3 separate regions of the Homo sapiens genome follow, and regions 1 and 2 are each linked to region 3. Evidence: chromatin contacts called from ENCODE Hi-C or POLR2A ChIA-PET data. All regions are on one chromosome and are shown on one strand. The core of a region is the stretch at or near the end of the contact, and the rest is flanking DNA. Distances in the headings are between cores, read along the strand shown.

The links. A loop is a pair of places that touch in the nucleus more often than their neighbours do. ChIA-PET counts read pairs that join two places held with the same protein, here RNA polymerase II (POLR2A). Pooled maps may share reads with other maps.
Region 1: a pooled map of adrenal gland shows a loop between it and region 3 (1.9-fold over the local background). The contact joins two enhancer-like sites. A Hi-C loop is called at or near these places in 1 of 50 pooled maps. POLR2A ChIA-PET finds 5 or more read pairs at or near these places in 9 of 52 experiments (B cell, CD4-positive, alpha-beta T cell, CD8-positive, alpha-beta memory T cell and 6 more).
Region 2: POLR2A ChIA-PET joins it to region 3 with 14 read pairs in BJ. The contact joins two enhancer-like sites. POLR2A ChIA-PET finds 5 or more read pairs at or near these places in 13 of 52 experiments (A549, AG04449, BJ and 10 more).

The regions. Positions count from the first base shown.
Region 1 is chr10:119,685,462-119,688,161 of GRCh38, reverse strand. No RefSeq gene overlaps it. Among named protein-coding and RNA genes, the nearest start is that of BAG3, 35 kb to the right of the region's middle. RefSeq lists enhancers at 1-589, 590-1,526. Within about 2 kb of position 1,426, at least 15 of the 41 ENCODE cell types and tissues checked have a DNase peak (open chromatin) inside an H3K27ac peak, as active enhancers do.
Region 2 is chr10:119,666,571-119,669,270 of GRCh38, reverse strand. The region is part of intron 1 of BAG3 (BAG cochaperone 3); the gene reads right to left. Among named protein-coding and RNA genes, the nearest start is that of BAG3, 17 kb to the right of the region's middle. RefSeq lists a silencer at 729-910. Within about 2 kb of position 1,375, at least 26 of the 41 ENCODE cell types and tissues checked have a DNase peak (open chromatin) inside an H3K27ac peak, as active enhancers do.
Region 3 is chr10:119,633,044-119,635,743 of GRCh38, reverse strand. No RefSeq gene overlaps it. Among named protein-coding and RNA genes, the nearest start is that of BAG3, 17 kb to the left of the region's middle. RefSeq lists a silencer at 1,320-1,520. Within about 2 kb of position 1,388, at least 2 of the 41 ENCODE cell types and tissues checked have a DNase peak (open chromatin) inside an H3K27ac peak, as active enhancers do.

The DNA.
Region 1 (2,700 bases), core at 177-2,676, 52 kb before region 3:
GCACCATGACAGTTTACAAATGCCATAACAACATCAGGAAGTTACCCTATATGGTCTCAAAAGGGGAGGCATGAATAATCCACCCTTTGTTTAGCATATCATCAAGAGATAACCATAAAAATGGGCAACCGGCAGCCCTCGGGGCTGCTGTGCCTATGGGGTAGCCATTCTTTTATTCCTTTACTTTCCTGATAAACTTGCTTTCACTTTACTCTATGGACTCACCCTGAATTCCTTCTTGCTCCAGATCCAAGAACCTTCTCTTGTGGTCTGGATCAAGACCCCTTTCCTGTAACACAGTCAAACGGTAAGCCAATGGGAAGCTGGGTTTCAGTCTTTGTGAGAGTTTCTCTATTTTCATTCCTGTTCCTTCCAAAGGGTGAGGCCCTTTGGAAGTTGAAAGCTGGCGGCGACTACTTGAGCTCTTCCTTCCTTAGCATGAGACTGCTGGGAGCTTCTCTGCCTCATGAAATAGGCAAATGCCTCAAAATTCAAAGCTCTGCTAACCCTTCTCTCCAGGACCTTGACCCTCAAATCCTCACCCCCTTGGCGGCTCACCTTCAGATAGGTCTTGTTTGTTTTGCCAGCTTTTCTAGCTGCTCCGGATAGGAGGACTGATCTGCCAATCTGCCTTTAGGGGAAACAGCAAGAGATTGCCTCTCAGTCTTTTCTTGAAGCTTTCAAATGCAGGCTTTAGGCCTATTGTGATGCTAATGGATCTCCTCTGCCCTTACTTTGCCCATTCTGCATGGAGGGGGCAGCTCTAGTCCCCCAAGCATGAAAGAAGTTGGGTACTCCCGGTTCTGATCATTACTGCCACCAGGAAGAGCTACGGGGTGAGAGGGGGGATGGATTTCTCCCTAGTTATGTAAGAAACAAGCAGGTCTCACCCTTCATTTTTCCTTTCTCATACAAGGTGAAATACTGCAGTCTCATACGAGGAAGCATGTTTTTCCTGTTAACATTATTTCGATCCTGGTCCTTAGGGAAAAATAAGCCCGGCATTAAAGTGCGGGGAGCACTCACCTTCCCCCACCCCACAGTCTGGCTTATAGTGCTAGAACACCAACCAAGTGGTGACTGGGCCGGACCACAAATGGATGCGGATGCGGTCAGCTCCCGTTATGAGGATAGAATTCTAATCAGATTGTGGATCCGATTACTTCTGACTCATAAATCTCCCTGACTTTAGAAAACAGGGATATCTTATTTATTGGAGGAATGACAGTGTGAACAGAGGCGTGGCTGCGTTCTCACCAGCTGAGATAAACGCCGACCAGACCAGCACAGACATCCTGTGCTCGTTTCCTTTACTTGGTTTTTCAAATAAAGCCTTTGTGTGTCACTGGTATTGTGAGGAATACGAAATAATGAAAGAAGTGATTCTTCAGGTGAGTCATTCTATTATAAAATGGAGCCCACCGTCAGGAACTGCTCCCTGAGAGAGCAGGACAGGATTTCCCTGCGCGGGGAGTGAAAGCAGAAGGCGCAGTCACGACGCGCCCCCTACTGGTCAGCGAGGAGAAATCCCTCACCTCAGGTTTCAATTAGTGCGGGTGAGTCCTGAATTAGGAACCTCAGACCTGAGGCCTGGTGTGGTGGCTCACACCTGTAGCCCCAGCACTTTGGGAGGCCGAGGCAGGTGGATCACTTGAGGCCAGGAGTTTGAGACCAGCCTGGCCAATATGGTGAAACCCCGTCTCAGGTAAAATAACAAAAATCAGCTTGACGTCGTGGCACACACCTGTATACCAGCTACTCAGGAGGCTGAGGCAGGAGAATCGCTTGAACCCGGGAGGCGGAGGTGCAGTGAGCCGAGATGGCGCCATGGCACTCCAAAGAATCACAGAACTGGCCAGGCACGGTGGCTCACGCCTGTAATCCCAGCACTTTGGGAGGCCGAGGTGGGAGGATCACCTGAGGTCAGGAGTTCGAGGCCGGCCTGGCCAAAATGGCGAAACCCCCCTCTCTACCGAAAAATGCGAAAAGTAGCCGGGCATGGTGGTGCCCAACTACTGGGGAAGCTGAGGCAAGAGAATTGCTTGAGCCAGGGAGGCCAACGGAGGTTGCAGTGAGCTTAAGTCGTGCCACTGCACTCCAGACTGGGTGACAGAGAGGAACCTTGTCTCAAAAAAAAAAAAAAAAAAAAAAAAGAAAGAAATATTACTGAGAATCACAGAACTGAAGTGGAATTCCATGAATCCAATGGAATTACATTAAATTCCATGAGTAGGAATCCAATTCCATGAATGAAATTTCATGAATCCAATGGGATTCATGGAATTGCTGACACACAGTGAGATACTAAGGAGGCTAGGAGGCTAAGATGAAGAGCCCCTGTCTCAGGACTCCAGGGCCTAATTTAACAGCCACAATCTGCCAAGGTCAGAGGTAGCCTTAACGTGTACTGTACTCATAAATCAATCTCCCTGGAGATTTCAAACCTTCAAATTGCTTTGGTAAAGCCTTAACTCCTTTCAACCTGAGGAAGTCGATTGAAGAAAAAAGCCTTAGCTCTAAAGAAAGATTTTGAGTTTCTCATTCCAGTGGACCACAAAAAAATAAAAAAGAAAGAAAGAAAAATCGCATTTGTGCAAAATCAACCATTTACATTTTATACTAATCAGTAAGTTATTCTTGGGCCTCGTGCTTGTTTGTAAACACATGCCTTCTCTCTTTCATTCTAACTGGAAACTTTAT
Region 2 (2,700 bases), core at 126-2,625, 34 kb before region 3:
AGCATAGGGAGAGAGGGGCACCCAGGGTTAACTGTGTCGCCTAACGATGCCAACTGACAAAGATTCTCTGCTTGACCAAATCTTAGGCTTCCGAAGCATCTCCTAGGCCCATCTGTGCACTTCCTTGTAAAGTCAAGTTTTAGCAAAAGACACTGCTAAGTCAGTTTAGCCAGAAACCCCCTCCCCAGCCTCACTATCTGATCAGCTTCCACAGCCTCCAGGTGCTGTCTAATCACCCTGGCCTGTCTTCGGCAAGAATCCTGTTTGGTCAGCATAGCCAGAAACACCCTTAGCCCTGATGTTTCCTCTTCTAATTTTCCATCCACACTGCTCCTTGACTATAAATTCCCAATCGCCCGTGTTGTATTTGAAGTTGTGCCCAGTCTCTACCCATGACTGCACGACCCCACTGCCGTGGTCCCTGTGCCTATCTTGATGGCCCCGAATAAATCTTCCTGACTGTGCTTTAACAAGTATCACTGAAGAACTTTTTCTTCAACGCAACAGAGCCTGCTTGGGCAAGGAGCAGTTGGGGTCCTTCTCTTATGTCCTCTCTTGAAGTTCTCCCTTCAGTGGCCTGGCTATTTTGGGACCCTTGAGAAGGCCAAGTTCCAGATGTACCACAGGAAAGATCTTATTTCAGACAACAAGGCTGGCCAGTCACTCACTGGGCAATGCCATCTCTCAGCAAGCTGGGCTGCGCAACAGAAGTCCTAACAGTCCCCGAGCACCGAGGGTCCTTTCCCAGGAGGGGAGCTACTGATAAGTGTCATTTGCATATATCTGTGTAAGGCAACTCTTAAGAAGGGGAGTGATCTTTCCTGACGAAGGCAGCTGTCTGCACGGCGAACAAACGCCAAAGGCTAACAATCTATGAGCTTGCAGGGGACAATCTCTACTGCTGCGGAATCAATCAAAAGTAAGGACAGATACTGAGGGCTGCTCTGCACTTTGAGAGAACAGACCATTAATTCTGTGATGTTTCTATTTGTGTGCAGGCGTGGGCACCAGGTGGCTGACCCTGGTTTAGCCCTTTCAGGCCCATCAACTGCCTCCCTCCTGCTGAGACCCTGCCCTTGGAGGGCCTCCAGCACACAGGAAAGGCATGGGTGTCACTGTGTCCTTGGGGACATGGGCAGACAGGCATTCTCAGATTAGAACAGCCACGTGCTCAGGGCGGCGGCATTACATTAGCCTGCTTAACTCTCAGGTCACCCAAGAGCAGGAGCAGGTCCAGGCCTCACATTCAGAGCTGAATTCCTGCCGTGAGATGGCCCTGACAGGGAGCCAGCAAGAGGCGCTGAAGAAACCCTCTGCTACTCAGTGTTGAGTCATAACGTGCCTGTGGGCATTCTGTCCACTCACTGAGGTCCTCCTCCTTCCAGCCGAAATCGGAGCCTGCATTAGTCCTGCAGTGTCATTTTTGCTGGCTGCCCAGGGGCTCATTGTTTCTTCCCAGCCACGCACAAAAGCCTCAACCATCTGCACACTCCACACAGCAGGGACCAGCAGTGAGCAAACCCTCATCCACCACCTGGGGGAACATCCTGCCACCCGCTGAGGAGTCCTATGGGGTTACCAAACCAGCAAGGGGCACTCCCTGCCAACAGGGGCTTAGAAGATGGGCTAAGGGGGCAGGAAACAAACAAGAAGCAGAATTACTTGGAAAGCACGGAGGCCCTGAGGGATGGGGAAAGGCACAGGCTCTTCCAGGGTAGACGCTGCCCTAGGTAGGGTCTAAGTGTGATTCGTACCTCTATTTCTAACAGTTCTGTGAGCTTGGGTAATTCTCTTACCTCTGTAAGCCTTCGCTTCCTTTTCTAGAAAACGGAGCTAGCCAACACCTGCCCTGGAGAAATGTTGTGAGGTTTTATAAGGGCATATCAAGAGGGATGCCCGGAAGACTGGCAATAAATGTGAGTTTCTCCCTAAATACGCACAAAATTATGCTTTTCAGACTCCAAAGTGTCAAAGGAATCAAAAGTGAAGGATAGGGCCAGGCACGGTGGCTCAAGCCTGTAATACCAGCACTTTGGGAGGCTAAGGCGGGCAGATCACCTGAGGTCAGGAGTTCAAGACCAGCCTAACCAACATGGTGAAACCCCATCTCTACTAAAAATACAAAGATTAGCTGGGCATGGTGGGGGGCACCTGTAGTCCCTGCTATTCAGGAGGCTGAGGCAGGAGAATCACCTGAACCCCGGAGGCAGAGGTGGCAGTGAGCTGAGATCATGCCACTGTACTCCAGCCTGGGCAATAGAGCAAGACTTTGTCTCAAAAAGAAGAAAAAAAAGAAAAAGTGAAGTACAAAGTGAATCGATGGTGCTAGAAACCAGAATGGTGGTCACTTCTGGAGGAGATGGTAGTGGCTGGGAAGGGTCTCGAAAGAGCTTTCTGAGGTGATGGGAATATTCTCTTTTTCTGGGCAGTGGTAAATGGGTGTATGGCTGTGTAAAACTCCATCAAACCCCCACACTGCCCACTCTGCCACATCCCACCCACACTCTCTGGTTTTAACTGGGAGAGCTGCTGATCCCAACCCCTTATAGCCAGACCCTTCCAGGGCTTGGAGTCCTCAGACAGGCCTTGAGGAGATGCAGCTCCTCCTGGGGGAAGCCCCTGGATCCAGAAAGCCCTTGAGCCAGCCACGAGCTGAGCACCTCATGCATCTCGCTGAGCACCTCGTGCATCTCGCTGAGC
Region 3 (2,700 bases), core at 139-2,638:
TATTACCTTTCCCATAGCAGCTGCCACAGTTGCACCTGGACACTTGTTAGTGGCAGTATGTGTTCAATGTCTGTCTCTCTCCTTAGGCCATAAGCTGGTATTTGGAGCACATATACATTCCTCATGCCTACCTAGTTCCATTCTTAACACAAGTTGGTGTTGATTAAATATTATGAAATGAAGGAATTCACTTGGCCCTCCTGCTGAATTATAGTCAATGGCAGAATTAATTCCCTACCCTTTTCCAAAAGGTGTCAAAAAACTGGCAATGATGGTTATGAGAATTGCTTTTTCCTAATGGGGAGTCAAGTTTATTATTTTCTATTTCAAAATACATCCTTGTAAACAATTCAGATAATGCATAAAAATACAAAAAAGAACATCTGTAATCTCATTGCCCAGAGATGAGTTGAGAAATGAAATAACATTAAATTGCCACTGACTGTAAAATGTAGTGTATTGTTATTGCCACATTATCAGATCTTTCCTTGCTCTTGAACTAAGACCCTCATATTTATTGAGTGCTTGTTGTGTGTTAGCCAGTGTGTAGGATCTGAAATACAAAGGTAAATAAGGCAAGCATAGGGTATTCCTGGCTTCTGGAAGTGTCTAGTTAGTTCTCTAGGCCAGGTGGGCATGGTGGCTCATGCCTATAATCCAGGTGCTCTGGAAGGCTGAGGCAGGAGAATTGCTTGAATCCAGGAGTTCAAGACCATCTTGGGCAATATAGTAAGACCTCATCTCTATAAAAAATCTTTTGGGCCGGGCGCAGTGGCTCATGCCCATAATCCCAGCACTTTGGGAGGCCAAGGCGGGTGGATGACCTGAGGTCAGGAGTTCGAGACCAGCCTGATCAATGTGGTGAAACCCCATCTCTACTAAGAAATACAAAAATTAGCCAGGCATGGTGGCGGGCGCCTGTAATCCCAGCTACTTGGGAGGCTGAGGCAGGAGAATCGCTTGAACCTGGGAGGTGGAAGTTGCAGTGAGCCGAGATTGTGCCATTGCACTGCAGCCTGGGCAACAGAGCAAGTCTCCGTCTTAAAAAAAACAAAACAAAAAAAAGGCCGGGCATGGTGGCTCATGCCTGTAATCCCAGCACTTTGGGAGGCCAAGGCAGGTGGATCACGAGGTCAGGAGATCGAGACCATCCTGGCTAACATGGTGAAACCCCGTCTCTACTAAAAATACAAAAAATTAGCCAGCCATGGTGGCACGTGCCTGTAGTCCCAGCCACTCAGGAGGCTGTCTCAAAAAAAAAAAAAAAAGTTAAAAAATTAGCTGAGTGTGTACTGTGGTGGTACATACCAGTAGTCCCAGCTACTCAGGAGCCTGAGGTGGGAGGGTTGCTTGAGCCTGAGAAATGGAGGGTGGAGGTTGCAGTCAGCCAAGATTGCATCACTGCACTCCAGCCTGGGTGACAGAGCAAGTCCCTGTTTCAAAAAAAAAAAAAAAAGGAAAGAAAGTTTTCTAGAATCAAAGCTTTTACAGACTCCAGTGTTTCTGCATCATCTCTTGGCTGCTGGACACAGGTTCTTTTTGCTGTGCTTGAAAACACGTTTTTCTTTTCCCAAGCTGTGGTGAACAAACCCCTCAGAACATTTCCCCAAAGCCATTTCCATTTTATAGAAAATGTGTTGTTACATTTTGAAGGATTCTTTTCATTACTTCCCCTGGGTCCCTCTGGAAACTTGGCTTCAGTTTAATGATTTTCTTGGTTGTTGTTGTTTGTGTCTAAAGATCACATTCTTCTACCAGGGAGCAGCTGTTTACCCTGACAGACCAAACTGGTTTAACTTTATTACTTTTCACTAATGAAAAGAAACATTGTTCTTAGTAAGTAGAAAGAATATTTAACACCATTTTCCTTATTTATGTTTGGTTTGTTTGTTTGTTTGTTTTCTAGAGACAGGATCTTGATCTGTTGTCCATCCTGGAGTTCAGTGGTGCAACCATAGCTCACTATACCTTGACCTCCTGTGCTCAAGTAATCCTCCTGCCTCAGCCTCCTGAGTAGCTTGGACTACAGGCGTGCACCACCACATCCAGTTGATTTTCTTATTTTTCATAGAGGTGAGGTTGCTCAAGCACTATGTTGCTCAAGCTGGTCTCAAACTCCTGGCCTCAAGGAATGCTCCTGTCTCAGCCTCCCAAAGTGTTGGGATTACAGGCATGAGCCACCACATCCGGCCTTATATTTTGATTTTTTAAATGTTAATAATTTTTAAGTACATAAATGATATATAACACATACGCTTGTTTGAAAATGTATTTAAAATTTAGGCCAGGCATGGTGGCTCACGCCTGTAATCCCAGCACTGTGGGAGGCCAATGCAGGTGGATCACCTGAGGTCAGGAGTTCAAGACCAGCCTGGTCAACATGGTGAAACCCCATCTCTACTAAAAATACAAAAAAATTAGCTAGGCATGGTGGCACACACCTGTAATCCCAGCTACTTGGGAAGCTGAGGCAGGAGAATCGCTTGAACCTGGGAGGCAGAGGTTGCAGTTAGCCGAGATCGCACCATTGTGCTCCAGCCTGGGCGACAGCGAGACTTCGTCTCAAAAATAAAAAAATAAAAAATAAAATATTAAACAATTGAATAGAGGAAGCTTATCATCTAACAAGTCTTGGTCTGGCCTTTTTGTTGTTGCTTTCTTTTTATTTTATTTTATTTTATTTTCCATTGTCAATATTCA